Linked DNA regions of Homo sapiens: region 1 is linked to region 2. Evidence: chromatin loops called from intact Hi-C (ENCODE). Cell type or tissue: heart left ventricle. All regions are shown on one strand. Each heading gives the region's core, and the rest is flanking DNA. Links, peaks and the distances in the headings are about the cores only. Region 1 overlaps LOC105377282 (a long non-coding RNA gene). Region 2 holds the start of PARM1 (prostate androgen-regulated mucin-like protein 1).

Region 1 (8,862 bases), core at 525-8,524, 58 kb before region 2:
CTAAAGAAAAGAAGAGTTGAGTAACTTTTCCAAGTTATGTCTGATTCCAAGCACATGTGTGACTATTACATTATCCTAGATTCATCTGGTTCTGTTCATGATGACAGCCCAGAATCTTCCTTGCCTTAGTAATAGCAGCCAATATTTATGGAGCACCAACCTGTAACAGATGCTGGGCTAAATGATTTATGCCATTTTAATCATTTAATCTTCACAGTCTGCCTATGAGATGGAGACTACTATTACCAGCAAAAGGAAAGTGCGTCTCAACAAGGTTTCTATAGTGAGAAATGGAAGAAGAATTTGAATCCTATAATGAGAAGAGGAGGAAGGGTTTGAATTATCAGATTGGTTCGAATCTCAATACTGCCAACTGCTACATCTTTATTTCAATTAAAATAAAACACCCCCAGCTCATGCATTTACCTACGAGCTTCAATCTACTTTGTTTCTAGGCTTGCTCTCATTACGATAAATTGCCACTTTCAGCTCTCTCCAATTTTTGAGACTGCTCTGACCTTTGATGTTATCAAATTTGGTTTCTCTTGCTTGACTCTTTATGTACTCTAAGAACTTTGGCTGACATTCAACCTCCAAACTGAAAAGCCCTCCTGATGACCATGTGCAAGATATTCCACTTAAGCATCCAATGACTCCAACCCCGGATCTGGTTCTTGCCCCCTCATGAGAAGGATTAGGACTTGAGCCAGGCCAAACCTTCCTCAGTGCCCTTAGCATCCCAGACCCCCACCAGGAAATGTCAAAGACAATATATGTCAAGTCAAAGCATCAATACTTTTATATTTTTGTTATTTTTTAAATGAAAATACTATTTTATGTCATATATATATATATATACACTGCTTGGTATTAGAAGTGCTGTTGTCATGTCAGAGCATTTGTCGGATCTAGTCTTATGCCTATCCTGTATTTTGTTTCCAGTACAACATTCTATGGAAACCTTATTTTGCACAGGTATATTATAGCAAAGATAACATAAAACAAAAGTTTCTCAATATTTAGGTGGTTCTACATTTTGCCATTGATAAGGTTTATTTCATATTGAAAAGCACAATTCTCACCTTTTAAGACAGCAAAGGCTACAATTGTTCACTTTCTAAAGATTTGATTTATTTACATAAACTATGAGGCTTACACCTCATAAGGAATACATTTGTATAATATGAGTGTTTAACTCATTACATTGTGATAATATCACAAATTTGTTGCAAGTTTACCACTCCAGACAACATAGACAAGGAATCTTAATTGGATTGCCTACATTAACCTAAAGAGGTATTTCTAAGTCCTCACTCTGCATCAGTGCATAAATCAAACCTCAGGGGTTTCTACATGTAGCTTCCTAAAACTTTTGGCACACTTTGTTTTAAGCAGATAATCTAAAAATAACAAGAACAGCCAAGAAAATGTATGTAATTTGTTTTTAACATATACATTGTAAATACATTTTAGAAAAAACATTTTTGGAACTTCTCTCTTCCTAAAAGAGCAATTCACTATATCTTAAGGAGCACTAAAACTCCTTTTCTTCTTATTAAATTGATACAGAGTCTCTGTCTCTCAGGCTAGAGTGCAATGGCACGATCATAGCTTACTGTAACCTTGAACTCCTGGGCTCAAGTGATCCTCCCACCTCAGCCTCTCAAGTAGCTGGGACTACAGGCGTGTGCCACCATGCCTGAAAGAGCACTAGAATTCTTAAGTACTATGAACAATCTGGGAAATTATATGTTAAACTATTATTCCTTGACAGTAATATGTGTACATTCAAACTTCTGGGAGAATGCCTTAACTCAATGGCTTGAAAGATTCCTGCCCAGAATGCTAGCAACAAAAGTGGATCAGGGAACTTCTAGTCAGCTTTGGGTATTAATCCCACTAAAACAGTTTCCATTCTTGGGGCTTGGTTATCAGGAGTCTGAAGTGCAGTCGTGGGTGTAGTTATGGCCAACTAGTAGAATGGAAGGATTTGGAGCTTGAGTCAAACAGTCCTGTGTTTGAATCCCTGTCATCTTTTAAAAGTTGTTCCCTCTTTGTTCCTCATCATCTGTAACATAGACATAATAATAACACACATGTGCATTTTAAATAAATAACATGAGTATCTATTACACACCAAGCTCTGTCCTAGATTATAATAATATAGCTGTGAAAAAGACAGACCAGGTCCTTCTGGGAGTTTACAGCCTAGCAAGGAGAAGACAGATAATTAGGAAACAAGGAAACTAAAAAGATAATCATAGTTTGTGCCTAGTACTCTGAAGATAATAAAGCCAGCTAATGCATTAAAGCTGTGCTATCAGATATAGTAGCCATTAGCTACATGTGGCTATTTAAGTTGAAATTGATTAAAATTAAATAAAACTAAAAATTCAGTTTCTCAGTTGCAGTAGTCACATTTTAAGACCTCAATGGCCATATGTAGCTAGAAGTAAAATTTTTCTGTCATCACAGAAAGTTCTATTGGATAGCACTGTTAACTAGATAAGGAGAGTTTGGGGCAAGGGAATACTTTAAATGATATTTATGTATATAAATAGCTGGTTCAATGCAGAAAACAATCTGTAGTGGGATCCAATATATTGGAACTATTATTATGTTAACATATCTTATGAGTCTATATACTTTTGCCCACTTTATTCATCAATTTATAAAGCCTTGGAATAAATCCATTTAAATGTAGCTAATTTGTTATTTCCAATTTATGTACTACTAATATCTAAAGTTCTAGGTTAATAACTTAAGCTCAAGACACTTACGAAAAGTATTTTTTTCTGCATAGGCTTCTTGATTCAAATAAAAAAGGAAATTATTTTCTTAAAATTTTGATGAATGATAAGCCTCAGAAAGTAGCCAAGTGCATTAGGCAGAAAGGACAATGGAAGCAATTTCTTAAAGGTTGAAATCATATTTGAAGTCAAAATAGATAAGGCTTAACAAGGTTCTAAATTCAAAAAGCAAATTCTTCTGTCCCTGATTTTCTGTAACTCTGACACTGATAACTCCACCTACCACATCTTAAAGATCTTTATGACAATCACAGAACTGGTATTATAGTCCCCAAAAGCTATGTGTAAAGCAGTATTTGTGCATCGAATCATACTTCCCAGTGCATGTTATTTTGAGAATATGTTTTACTTAGATAAAAGAAAGTAGCACCAATACAGAAAAACAACCTTTGAGGACTTACTGAATTCCTGGAACATGCCCAATGAAACATGCCAAAGAGAAACAACTACTTTAGAACTAAAAGTTTGTAATACTCACTTTAATACAGTGTGCTATGTAAATTTATTTTTTAATATGTTAAGATAATAGTCTGATTAATGTTTGAGTCCATTTATATTTGTAAATTTATTTAAGAAGCACACACGGGTTAATGTATACCAGCCAGATTTCATTTCTTTTCTTTAAAAATGACTAAGCAGAAACATTAACTGTGTTTGACCCAAGAATTTAGTAGAATTAATTCAGTGAAAAATCTCTATGGAGATATGTTTTCAGCTTAAGCTGGAGGATTAGTCGAATCTCTGTTTCCCAATCTAATAGTAATGGTGTTAATGCCTGTAAGTGTGGAAATTATAAACTACTCTATAACAGCCATTAAAGTTTTGTTGACCAAATGGCTAAATGAAAAAAACAGGTTAACCATCTCATTAGGAGAAGTGAAAAGTGTTGATTGAGCCAGCAGGGAACTCCGAAAATGATTTCCTCTTCTTGGAGCTACCACCTGGTGCCCTTAGGGTAGACAGAAGTGACATGTTAACCATGTATATGGAAATTGTGTCCAAATGTATTAAGTGAACAAATGTGAAACAGAAAGCTCTGTAGGAGGAACACCTTCTAGCTGGGTTTGGCTAGCCACACAGCTGCTCCTAGGACCCAAGGGCAGCTGCTCTTAGCTCCATTTAAAGAAACCCGTGAGAGCACCTTCAATCTTCTCTTTGTGGGCTAATTACCCAGTGAAGCAAGCAAAGCAGTCTCTGTGTACCTTTTCATTGTACAAAGAAAAATCTCAAAGCTATGTCTTGAAAAAGCTTTAAGAAATGGACTGTGTCCAATTATAAAATAGAGCTCTGGTTACTGCACATACTGCACAGTGATTTGAATTGCATCATCTTCCACATCCCCACCAACAACTCTTGGGAGCAAAATATAAGCCTTAGAACAAATTAATAACTCTTTAGGGTCATGCAACAAATAACATGCTTTTTATCTTAGCCACAAGACTCATTAGCAAACCTGAAGTGGCAGCTGCATGCTCTGGCTTCCTGGATTATTCCTGATCCCAAGAACACTAAAGCAATTGTTCACGATCCTTTGCACTGATATTCTGTAGAAGTATGTTTTTAATAAAGTTCTAGGATAGATATCTTAAAAGACGTGTTACTTTAAAAAAAAAGTTGATACTGATACTCTACCATGCAGGTAACCATATTTATAAAATATTTATGGTGGCATTTCTTTCTGGTTCCCAAAGTATTATATGTTCATGCCTTTGAAAGGAGGAAATACACAGAAAGCCAAAATGGAGATTGTGAAGTTTTACTTGCTTTTTAACTGTGTTTGTTCACTTCATAATATATTATAAACATTTTCCCATGTCATTAAATGTTCTTCTAAAGCGTGAGTGAATAGTGGTACAGAACACTCCAATTTTAACAATTCCTATTTTTGAACATTTGTGGTAGTTCCAATTTTGCTATTATAAATAACACTTTGAGAAACATGCTCATACATAAATCTGTCTGCTTATGTTTCTTTGAGATTATAAAAGTGGAAGCACTGGGTCAAAATATTTTAAATATTTTTAAAGATTTTGATAAGGGTGGTTAAGTTCAAACAGCCACTCTGATTTATGAATAAGAGAAAAGGAAAAATAAATAATCATGCCATGGAGTATTTACTGGAAGGAGCTGAACACAAAATGGCCAAGCCTTCGCTTTCATAGAGTTCTTCATTGCAAGGGCAGTGATTGATCCTTCTTGACCACCAGATGGCAGTAGAGAACACAGCAAACTGAACAAGACCTAGAGGAGAAGAGGAATCCACTCTTATTTAGCCTTATATACTTAGCCATTGGTTTTTCCTTGGGCAACTAGGAAGATTGGGCCTATCATATAAACAAAAAATAAATAAATATTATCAATCAGATCAGGCACAAAGACATTGGAGGAACACTTGCCTTTCATTGGACCTGGTGTTGAGAGCCACTAATCTGTTTTGCTTTATGTTTTCCTAAAGTTCTCTTCACACATTGGTCTCACTGCTGATCTTTTTCTGAAGTAGGTTTTGGTTTCTCTGGAAGCAGCCAAACATTTTATGTGAACCCCTGTACTTGCTCACCAGCTCACAATGAGGCAAAGTCTGGGTAAAATGAAATACTTTCACTAATGTCTTTGGGTTTTCCTATTTACTAGCTAAACAGGAAGTCACCAAGCAAAGAAGAGTGGCTGCTGTGAGATACCCCTCCACATTGACCTTAGACAGTCATTATTATTTATTCTGACTTTAGCGGAAAGAATACTTCCTTGCCTCCTTTTCCTGTCTCTGAGGAAAGGATATTCCAGACTCTAATGCATTTGGAGTTTCCAAAGATATGGTAGAGCTGTTCTCAAGATGCCTGAGACATGCAGAAAGCTTCATGATAGCTAGCACAGTGATGCCACAGCTGCACCAGCCAAATGCAATTGGAGTTTCTATTCAGTTTACTAGTGCAGCTACCTGAGCAAAGTACAGATAAAAAGGAAGTAACAACACAAGGGTGCCTCGTACTCCTGTTACCATTATGAAATTGAACTGAGACTTTAGTCTAGAATTTGCAGAGGCCAATTAGAAGGATTTGTTAAAAATATTAGTGCTCTTATCATAAAAACATCTATATGAACAACAAAAATATAAACAAAGAATAAGTAGTCTACTATTTGAGAGTAAGGATACTAACATCTGTTGAGTAATAATCCCTTCTTAAAACACCTAATAAGGGAGTATTAAAAAAAATGGAGATCAGGAAAAAGTCCTGAACCTACAATCAAAAATTAAATTGTACAGTATATGAGGTTCATTAAGCCACGTTCTTTACATGACTTCAAGTTTCCCTTTAAACAATTGGGCAATTCAGCTGGCAGAATAGAAAAAGTGAATGTTCTTTCGGCCTACACTCGTAGAAATACAGTGAGTGTAGTTACAGGAAACTTCTACCTCGCAATCAGAACACATTTGGAATATTTTGCTCAATTCAGAGGAGCAATGACAAACTGGACTCCATCTAGAACAAAGCAGTAGAGTATCAAAATCATGTCCTTTCTACAAGGAATGAAGGTTCCCCTGAAGAGAAGACTTAGGTAACAATATGATAGTTCTCTTTGAATACTGAATGACTCTTTCATAAAAAAAATGGAATTTATCCTTCCCTCTGTAGTTCACAGAACTAGATTCAATGAGTGAAAGTCATAACTTGCCAGGATTTTCATATACCCCCAGGGAGCACCTGTTTCCAATTCCCACAAAGGTACACTGTGGGCTAGTCAAGGCCATGTTCAAAAATTACCATGAGATCCAATCAACAATGGAAGGGTTGCCTGGAATGCAATGAGCTCATGAAAGGTTTTGAGCAGCCTGAGTAATTATTTTGGCATGAATATTCTAAAAGGGGCTCTTAAACTTCGGGGTTTAAGACTTTCATGGAGAAAGATGATCCATGAAAGTTCTTCCAACTCTAAGATTCTGTAATTCCTTAAAAACCAGAAATAAATCAGGAATTGCAAAAATAAGCTAACATATTCAAGGGAAGTTTTTTTTTTCAACTTTTATTTTAGGTTCAGGGGATATATGTGCAGGTTTTTCACCTGGGTATATTGCATGATGCTGAGGTTTGGAGTACAAATGATCCCACCACACAGATACTGAGCATAGTATCCAATAGTTAGCTTTTTAACCCTTGTCCCTCTTCCTACCTCCCCCCTCTAGTAGTCCTTAGTTTCTGTTGTTTGCCATCTTTGTGTCTGTAAGTATCAATGTTTAGTTCCCACCTGTAAGTGAGAACATGTGGTATTTGATTTTCTGTTGCATTAATTCTCTTAGGATAATGGCCTCCAGCTGCATCCATGTTGCTACAAAGAACATGGTTTCATTCTTTTTTATGGCTGCCTAGCATTCCATGGTTTATATGTACCACATTTTCTTTATCCAATCCATGGTCGATGGGCACCTAGGTTGATCTATGTCTTAGTGCTGCAATAAACATGCAAGTAAATGTACCTTTTTGGTAGGAAAATTTGTTTTCTTTTGGATATATACCCAGTGATGTGATTGCTGGGTCAAATGGTAGTTCTGCTTTAGGTTTCTCTGAGAAATTTCCAAACTACTTTCCACAGCAGCTGAACTAATTTACATTCCCATTGACAGTGTATAAGCATTTCCTTTTCTCCACAGCCCCACCAGCGTCTGTTGCTTTTTTACTTTGTAATAATAGCCATTCTGACTGATGTGAGATGATATCTCATTGTGGTTTTATTTGCATTTCTCTAATGATTAGTAATGTGAAACACTTCTTCATATGTTTCTTGGCCACTTGTATGTCAGTAGGGAGAACATTATTATTACATTGGCTTAGGTTAAGATACCAGATTCTTGAATTCCTAATGCAAGACCAAATCTTAAGCCAATAGAGTTTCAGGAGTAAAGATGAGGATAGGGACCTTGTGCAGCTTGAAGAAAACAGTATTGGTTGACTTTCTTAGAGGCAGAAAGGGTCATGCTGAAGTTAAGTAGAATCAAGTTTTTTTGGGTGGTTTTGTTTTGTTTTGAGACAAAGTTTCACTCTTGTTGCCCAGGCTGGAGGGTAATGGCATGATCTTGGCTCACTGCAACTTCCACCTCCCAGGTTCAAGTGACTCTCCTGCCTCAGCCTCCCAAGCAGCTGGCACTACAAGAGCACAGCCGGCTAATTTTTGTATTTTTAGTAGAGATGGGGTTTCATTATGTTGGACAACCTGGTCTCAAACTCCTGACCTCAGGTGATTTGCCCACCTTAGCCTCCCAAAGTGCTGGTATTACAGGCATGAGCCATCACACCCAGCCAGAATCAGGTTTTAAGAGCCAAGAATGAAGAAGGATACCAAGCCATCTCCACAATGTGACATGGGAACACTAGGAAAAGCCATATACATTTTAAAAACTTCTTTACATCACTGTTGATAACTGAATGTCAATAATTGAAGCTTTTAAAAAGAGCTGCACCCTCCCTATTTTGAAACTTTCTTTGTCCATTTTCTTTTCATGATTGTGCACTCACCCAGATCTCTTACAATTGTGCTCTATCTCTTTCCTAGGCTCCTATTTCACTGGTCATTCCCTAAATGCTCGTATCCCACTAAGTTCCATCTTCTGCCTGTGGCTCTTTCTTCTCACAAGCAACCTCTGGGTGAAAAACAAAAAACAAAACAACAACAACAACAAAAAAAAAAAACTGCTCTTAGGTGTTACTAACCTTTGAATGGTGGTAATTTTCCAACTCTAAATCCTCAGGCCAGACTGATATAAACAAGCACCTGTTGGACAGCTCCACTACGGTGTCCCATGGGCCCTGCAAAAGTCAACATGTCCCTAAACAAAGGCAGAATATCCTTCCTCGCACTTCACTATAGCACCTGCTCTTCTTTCTATAGTGACCATTTCCATTAAGGACATCAGAATGAAACTAACCACTCAAGCCAACAATCTAAATATCCTAATTTTCCTCCATCTTTCTCATCTCCCATATTCAAGCACCAAGTTCCACAAATTCTAGTTTCTCTAAATTTTTCAGATTCATTTCATCTGAATTTTTTCTGCTGTGTC
Region 2 (8,862 bases), core at 546-8,545:
AGGAAACTGTCCTATGCTTGTACCACTATTATATTTTGGAAGCACAAAACTTGTCTGATTTCACAGGTTCATAGCTAGAGAGGAATTTTGCCTCACAATGACCTCAAGTCTCACCCATATCTGATTTTTATCATATTTCAATGAGACTTTGGATTTTAGATGCTGGAATGGGTTAAGGCTTTGGAGGCTGTTGGGGTGGATGGAGTGAATGTATTTTGCATGTGACAGGACATGAATTTTGAGGGAGCCAAAGGGTGAAATGTTATGAACTGAATGTGTCCCCCAAAATTTACATGCTGAAGCCCTAACCCCCAATAGACTATAGTTGAAGATAGGGCTTTAAGTAAGTAATTAAGGTTAAATGAGGTTATATAGATGGGACTCTAATCCAACAGGACAGGTATCCTTATAAGAAGAGGAAGAGATACCAGGAGTGTGCACATACAGAGAAAAGGTCATATGAGAATATAGTGAGAAGACAGCCGCCTGCAAGACAAGGAGAGAGGTCTTACCAGAAACCAATACTGCCAGCACCTTTGAGACAGGAATAATACAGGGTGGTCACAGGAGAATAGAAAATTCCAGACAGCAGTTTTGCATGACTAGCAAAAGGAAACTGTTGAAATAGCTGCAGAAGCTAGGAACTGATAAGACCCTCAAAACCCAAGGTATGGACCCAGCTGGCTAAGACCAACTGGATCCAACATGGCACTGGATTTCACCTAGATTTCTCCTAGGACCTCGTTATATTATTGTTAACATTATCAATTACATACCCACCAGTGCCATGACAGTCCTGAGAACACCCATATTTGGTGTGAAAAAATAGGTGGCACCACAGTTCTGAGAAATCTCTAAATTTTTCCAGGAATTTTAATGAATATTCCACCCCTTGGTTAAAGAAGCCCATAAAGACAGAAACTCCAAACTCCATCAAACAACTCTGTCTTAAGTACCCCCACAATCCCCTTTCTTGAGTATATGCTTTTCACTTTGCAATAAATCTCCTACTGTCACTATTTTCTGACTCATTCTTGAATTCCTGCTTGCAATGGTGTCAAGAGCCTGAACACTGTTATCACCTTGGCCTTAGACATCCAGCTTCCATAACATGGAAAAAATACATTTATGTTGTTTAAACCACCTAGTTGGTGATGTTCTGTTATGGCAGCCCTAGCAGACTGATACAGAAACAAAGGAATAGAGGTGCCAAGTAATTAATTAGAATCACTCAGTTAGTAGATGGCAGAGGGGATTAGGACCCAACCTCTAACCACTGCAGCTCTCTCAGCCAAGTTATTCTCTCACTTAAGCCAAGAGTCCAGATGAAACCATCTCATGATATAAAGAATCCAGAAACAATACTTCTATATTACCTAAAATGTATTATCTAAAATTATAAAATATAATATATTCAGGATGTAAAAATCTATGTCAGCCAAGAGCAATTTTTTTGGTAAAATGTTAAAAGTCCACAACACTAAAAATTCATTTTAACAATGATCAAAAAAGAGTCAAAGTCAGTAAAAGGTAGATTTATGTGAGATTTTATCCCAGTGGAGTATTATAAAAGAACTAAGAATTCTACTAAAAAAAAAATGGCTTTTGCTGTAAGTCATAACTAAGGGTTACATGCAAATTCCATCCTTGACCCCACTGAGGAGTACTAGTTCCCCTGCTATTATATCTCATTGAATCCCTTAGTTTCCTTCAAAGTTTTATTCTGTATAAGTATTTCTCAGTTTCTTACTTTGTAACATTTGGATAATAATAGTATTTGGGGGGAGAAAAGATAATTTTTCTCTCTACCCCTTATGAGTTCTAAGCTGGGATCCCCTATAACAAAAGACAGATTAACAACAACAAAAACCCCACGAGGTTATTAACATGTATATTTCATATATATGTACAGGAGATAGTCAGGGAATTAGTAATTTTCAAAGAGGTGACTTTGAATTCAAACTTAAATATCATCTTCAGCTGAAACAAAGAAAGAGGAGTATGGGGGTAGGGGTGCAGTTATGAGGAAGTGACCAGGTAAAGCATGGCAAACAAAGGTAAAGTTTGTTATGCGTATTTAAGTCAGAGCCCTCTCCATTGATAAGAGTTTCCAGTAATTTAGTGCCATCCTTTTCTTCCTAGAATTCAGAGGAAGACATTTTTACAAATGAAAATTTCCTTTATAGATTTAAATTCACCCTACAAAAAGGTAATTCCACTCTGTTCTCAGAGTTGCTCCTATAGCTGCTGTTTCTCAAACAAATGCTTATACTGAAAAGGCATATTCTGAAGTGGCACATTCTGGTCTTCTACAGTATCTATCTCACAAAGTTAGAGTGTAGAAATGTAAACACATGACTGTACATAAAATGCTTGAAACAATTAATAAATTTTCATCATTATTATTATTGTAGCATTTAATATAATGTTATTGCATATGTCTTTGTGATTATTCATTCAATGTTTAACTCCCCACTACTAGAAAATAAGTTTCCTGGTGCAGGGACAATTAGCCCCTGTGGCACATATCACAATGTTCCCTGCTATAGAGTTCTCGTCTCTATCTGAGCACGCAAAAATAACATGCTTTCTTGCTTTCTTGAAGTTGGGCATGGCCATTGACTTGCCTTAGCCCATAAAATATGAACAGAATTGTCACTTTTAGGTGGAAGATTTAAATACTTAATTCTCCACTTCTCTCTTTCCCTAACTCAGTGGATGTGAAACTGTTAGAGGTGGATGTGAAACTGTTAGAGGTGGAAGTTATTTGAGTCACCGGCAGAGACTGCAGCAACCTCAATTCTTGCCTCGGAAGGAAGAATATAATTGAGGGGCATAAGGCAGAATAAGAGACTGAGGCAAGTTTCAGAGCAAGAGTGGAAGTTAATTAAAAAGCTTTAGAGCAGCAAGAAAGGAAAGCACAGTTGGAAGAGGCCTAAGAGGGCATCTTGGACGTCAAGTGCCCCATTTGACCTTGCACTTAGGGTTTTACATGCTGGTCTACTTCTGGCGTCTTGCATTGCTTTAATGCCCCCAGAAGGTCATATACCAGTTAAACTCCACCATTTTGCATCTTAATGCACATGCTTGAGTTCAGTCACCCACCTCCTGAGATCTTATTGGAAGCTGCTGATTACCAGTTTCATGTGTTCCCTATTTATGGGGAGATGGTCAGTCCCTCGTGCCAGCTGTAACCAATTATTATTTTAGAGAGACAGTTAATAACTGCCTGGCCATCACATGATGGTTACCTGACTTTCCTGGTGGGGTGTGGGGGGAGCCCTCTGCTGCCCCACTCATGCCTATCTAGCTACCTACTGTAACAAAAGCAGGTTTCGATATGGCGGTACAACACTGATCCTGAGGACAGCTACTCTGAGGAGTAACCTGGATCCATAGCAGACTTTGATGAGCAAAAAATAAACCATTATCGCTTAAGCTTGGGAGACTTTGGGCTGGTTTGTTACAGCAGCATAACCTACACTACCCTGGCTATTACAACCATTGTATTTCCATTGCCTAGCATAAGGGCTGGCGTAAAATAAGTGATTAAATATGCTCTGACTAAATTAATTAATAAATTAAAATTTTTAATCAGCAATTAAAATGAACTATTTTAATCAAAGAAATTATTTCAACTCTATCCTGCGTACAATAGAAAAGTTTTGGAAATTTTCACTGATTAGTGTGTAGGGGTCATGATTCTTTGAGTACCAAACCATTATCTTAGATATCAAGGTTAGAGTTGCACATGCTTCGCACTCCAGAAAGACTCCTTCAAGTTTTGCTGAATTTCAATTGAATAAATTTTTTCTGTGAAGTGGTCTTCAAAAACCTATATTTCTGCCATAGAGTCACTTACTTAACCTGCCCTATTTAAAGGGGCTAATGCCTGATAGAATGTCGCTGCATAACTCCATCTGTGTGTGGTCCCTGCATCCATGACAACCAAAACCCAGATGCAGAAATTGTTCCTAATCACATAGATTACCCTAGAAACCGGAAGGGCCTTGAAGTCAAAAGCATTCAGAGAACATGCTGAACAAATTGAATTTGCAGTTTATCTGGCCAGGGAGGATGGAGAGGGGATGGGCACTTGGTCTGAGTATTTTTTGTTTCTCATTCCAACAGAAATTACTAGATTTACCAAAACAAAGAGAAAAAAATATGATCCAAATTTAATCTGGTTGTGGAAGTGTGAGCAAAATCTACAAGTGGTAGTGTGATAGAGTCAGGCAGAGGAATTGACCATAGATAAGGTGCTCAGGACTCCTAGAGTCAGCTTCTGGTATGTGAGAAAGAAGTGAGAACAGAGCCCATGGCATATGAAGAAGATATTACAGAAAAAAGAAAGCTGCCTTCCACGCAAATCATTTCTTTACAAAGGCTTGTTAACTCCTGCAGTGCCCCAGCTCTAGTGACTAGGGGACCAATAGGTTCATTAATAACAGAATTGGGAGAGAACCTGGCATCTGCTTTGATCGAAGTGTGAGAATTAAGCAAGCCTAAAGTGTAGCAAGAGCAGGGAGGGAACTGAATGAAAGGTCAGTTCTAATCTGTAGGCTTTGGAGAAGCTTTGGGCTCTTGAGAGGGAGTAGAGTACAGAGGCTGAGCGGGGTGCCTGGGCAGGCATCTTATCATTACTTGCGAGTTGTGTGAACTCGGGCAAGTTAAACTTCTCTGTGCTTCTACTTTCTCCCCTGAAAACGAGGATATAATCTCCAAGGATTGTTGTGAGAACTAAATGACTTGGTTGATTCCTGAACAGCACGTTGTCCAGTGCCTAGCACATAGCAATCACTCAGGAAACGTCAGCCTTTATTATGGGCCTAGTGCACAAACTATTCTTACCAGTTATGCGACCTTGAGAACATTGTCTTCTCTGTGCCTTCATTTTCTCACCTGTAAAATGGAATAATAATAATTCTTAGAAGGATTCATGAAACAACGCCTAGTAGGGTGTCTGGCTTAGTTATCCCCCCGACAGTATTTTCTTCTAGTAAGAAGCTGAATGCAGCGGCAGACATCCTGGTTCGGGCCCCAGGAAGCTCAGCCGGGTTTAATGTGGATGAGGGTTTAATGATGTACACGCAGAAGTGTTTTGACAAATGAAGAAGGTCCTCATTCTTGGAACATGTGCCGGTTCTCCGAGGGAACTCCTAAAATGGCATAAGGTCACCTTTTTAAAGGCTGTAAGCTCATGTAGGAAAAGCTGAGCTAGATTCCTAAGGGCAGAGATGTGCTCACATTTCTTTGCATCCCTAGTTCCCAGCACAGTGCAAGGCGCTGCAAACATTTGCTGAACCCAGGGTCTCGTGTCTTGACTGTCCAGCAGAGGCCGCTCTGGGCCGGGGCTCTCGGGACCTGAGGGCTGAGAGAAGGAAGGCCAGGGGGTGGCCCAGTCATCGCCGCGGGGCCCGGGTGGGAGGGGTTTGGCAGCGGCAGGCGCGGCGGCGGCGGCGGAGGCGGAGGCGGCCCCGGGCTCGGGCGGCTGGGATGGAGCAGAAGAGCGCGGAGCACCGGAGGGCACGCAGCTGACGGAGCTGCGCTGCGTTCGCCTCGTTTGCCTCGCGCCCTCCACTGGAGCTGTTCGCGCCTCCCGGCTCCCACCGCAGCCCACCCGGCAGAGGAGTCGCTACCAGCGCCCAGTGCGCTCTGTCAGTCCGCAAACTCCTTGCCGCCCGCCCCGGGCTGGGCACCAAATACCAGGCTACCATGGTCTACAAGACTCTCTTCGCTCTTTGCATCTTAACTGCAGGTAATTGGCGCCATCCTCCCGGAAGGGCAGGTCGCGGGGTGGGCCCCAGTAGCTAGCGCGTGGTCGGGGCTGAAGCTAGGAGATCCGGCAGTGAGTCGCCGCGCGCCTCCGGGTGAGTGCGCAGGTGTGTGCGCACTTAGATTTGGGGTGACGTGCACCTTTGGCGGTCCCGAACCGTACTGAGGGAGGGGACGATGGGGTCCTTCCTGCCGCAGCCCGCGCCCGCACAAACTCCAGCTTTGTAGAACAGGTGGCTGTCTTAGCTGCGTGTTCGAACCCAGAGTGGGCAACACGGACTGCGCCTCAAGGCTTCTCTTTCTTCACCAGGGTTTCGGAGCGCACTCTGCCAAAGTACGGGACCAGACTTCTTGTTGCCGTTGGGCCCTGGAAGGGATGAAAAAGCCGGGGAAGTGGGGGTGGGAGGTTCGCATCTGGGAAGGCTTCAGCAGCGGCTGCGCGCCTGGCGGGGCTGGTTTGCTTTCTCGAGTCTTGGCGGTCTCTGATCTCCGGCGTCCCTTCCTAGTTATGCTTAGGATGATGTGGCACTAACAGCAGCGGCCCGGCCTTGGTCAGGCTCGCAATCGTCACTGGGGGTAGCAAGGCTACCTTCTGCCCCAGAACTCCCCAAAAACGTATCCCATAGAAGAAACTATTAACTTGGCTAAACTAGCATCCTCTCCCCTCCCCCTGCACCACCTCTGAAAGGCTTCGTAGGAGCCACTCTCGGGTTTCGGGACCACAGACGGCGACGACCTCTGGCAGCGGGGATGGGGAAGAGGGGAGCCAGATGACTGAGCTCGGCTTGGCGGGGACCGGGGAGAGATTCAGAAAGACGCTTTGAATCTAGAGTTCAGGTACCTATTTTTTCCAGAAAACGTCTCCCGAAAAGGGACAACTGGCTGTGGATATGGTGCTGCTGGGAAAAGTAGCCCGACTGCGCGGCCACTGGCATTTTCAGTTTAAATGTGACCCAAAGTCACATAGCGCAAACCGATTCTACTCGTGCTTTAGTCTGTATATCCTCCCTCTGAGTTCGTCGGGTTCCTACAGTTGTGGACACGAGTCGTCGCAATCCCTTGAAAAGAAGCTAGCGGTTTTCAGGCAGCTCACAGTGGGTAATGCAGTTATAAGGAAAAGTTTCCCAACTTGAAACTATAGCGTATTTTCTCTACTTAGTGAACGTCCGTCTGAGAAAACCTCTTTCTCGCTGGTATCTCGGCACGGTTTGGAGACGCGTCCGCGGACAGTTCCCGAATACTCGCAGGCGGCTTTGGCTGCCCAGCCTCGGGCTGAGATGAGAGAGCCTAGGTCCGGCAGGTGCAATAGGCAGCGGAGCTCCCGGCTGGCTGCGGGTGGTAATTCCTGTAATCCTCAAAGCAGGAGATGCTTACGTAATGACACGGAAGGTACCTTTACTTCTCCTCACTCAAAAATCTTTTCTTGAGGTTCAGAAACCCTTGAGTGAGTCAGTAGAGAGGTTCGTTTGCAAATTTGATTTAGTGGCTTGTCTTGTTTATTTAATCATTTCCTTTTTTAAACAGCTCTGGCAGTTGTCAAAACCGGGATTAACCCTAACAAACAGTGTATTGTAGCTTCCCCACCCCCACCCCAAGAAGCTCTTTTTTCTTTTTTTTTTTTTTCTTTTTTCTTTTATTCAGCGTTACAGTTTAGCTCCGCTATTCCGGGAGGAATATCACCCTTGACCCACCGCTAGAGCGAGGAGACTGGTGGGCCAGGGACCGGCTGAGCACCACTCCTACCCCCACGCACTAATTAGGATCAGAGCCCAGATGGTCACAGCCTTCCAGCTGTGAGGCTCGAGACTCAGGAAGACATACTGCCTCATTTCCCTAGTTATGCTTCGATATGCATATCCCAAGCTGAAAATGATGAAGCTAATGGACACTGCATTCCCCCTGAAGTTTGTGCCTTTGAAGGAATCTCTTTAAGACGTCAGTTTGTTGTTAGAGCTACTTTGCAATAAATCGTCCGAAAAAATAATATAAAAATTGGCATAAATACCTCATGAGATTCTTTGCACCTTAATTTTAAGGTGTTTTCAGAATGTAAAATATCATTTTTAAAGAAAAAAATAGACGTGTTGGTAAAGAAGAAAGGGATGAGGGCTCTTGAAGTGAAAGTGCACACACATGTGTTTTGGGGGCTTATCCCAGAACTCCCCTAGCAAATCTCTAGTTAGTTTCACCAGGCCTTGTGTCTTTTCTGTTTCCTTCTCATTTTCCTCCTCTAGCCATAGGCTTCAACAATATTTCTGTAAAATTCTTAAGGTGATACTTTCTTGAGCCAGGAACAGCATTAGGCAGGGGCCTGTTTTTTGGCTCAACAAATCCTCTCAAAGTATACATAGTATTTCCTCCAGCACATACAATGGACACTTGCAAATATGTGTGCGTTGTCAACAAGCCAACAAGGGTAGATCTCTACATGTATTCACTCGGGTATATATAAATATATTTATATATTTTTAGACAAAGGGTCTAGCTCTGTCACCTAGACTGGAGTGCAATGGCGCGATTCCAGTTCCACTGCAACCTCGGCCTCCCCATCCTCTCATCTCAACCTCCTGAGTAGCTGGGACTACAGGTTCACACCACCATAGGCAGCTAAATTTTTTTATTTTTTGTAGATATGGGGGGTATTCCTATGCTGCCCAGGTTGGTCTTGAACTCCTGAACGTAAGTGATCCTCCCACCTTGGTCATCCAAAGTACTGGGATGACAGATGTGAGCCACTGTGCCCAGCCTCACTTCTATTTCTAAAAGGAGAGAGAAATCTTAGATGGTCTTCAGTTCTCTCAAGGTTGATTATGGTAGAAAACTAGATGTCTATTCTATAAACCATTTTCAAACACTTCTTATGCCAGGATAAGGCATATTGGAGTACTGATTCCAGATTAAAATACAAACCAGAGCCTCCAACCTTTATCCCCAAAACCAAGAAGGGAACGAGAATGGCAGGCCCCTGGTAGCTTCCACATTTATCCCTCTCCTGCTCCCCTCGGGATTCTCTTCCTTTGTTCTTGCCACCATGGTTGTTACATTCAAGTGTTTTTTTTTTGTTTGTTTTTTTGTTTTTTTTTTGAG

Evidence for each region. A loop is a pair of places that touch in the nucleus more often than their neighbours do. Peaks named below come from ENCODE experiments on the same cell type or tissue, not always from the same donor. Only the 100,000 strongest peaks of a DNase experiment are listed, where the experiment ranks them.
Region 1: it touches region 2 in a loop (2.8-fold over the local background); 19 of 110 quality-filtered maps call a loop at or near these places.

Annotation. Positions count from the first base shown.
Region 1 is chr4:74,869,940-74,878,801 of GRCh38, forward strand. LOC105377282 (a long non-coding RNA gene) reads right to left here. Exons shown (of 4, transcript XR_938886.2): 3 at 4,929-5,051; 4 at 1,811-2,068. Among named protein-coding and RNA genes, the nearest start is that of PARM1, 59 kb to the right of the region's middle. In heart left ventricle, for the core only: a CTCF peak has its summit at 5,017 (motif pointing right); no DNase peak of the experiment used is centred there.
Region 2 is chr4:74,927,613-74,936,474 of GRCh38, forward strand. PARM1 (prostate androgen-regulated mucin-like protein 1) reads left to right here and starts at 5,504. Exons shown (of 4, transcript NM_015393.4): 1 at 5,504-5,758. The coding sequence starts at 5,716. RefSeq lists silencers at 5,338-5,647, 6,228-6,277 and an enhancer at 6,388-6,437. In heart left ventricle, for the core only: CTCF peaks have their summits at 5,333 (motif pointing right) and 5,536; DNase peaks (open chromatin) are centred at 5,399, 5,849, 6,529, 7,039 and 1 weaker place; H3K4me3 peaks cover 3,174 bases; H3K27ac peaks cover 2,354 bases.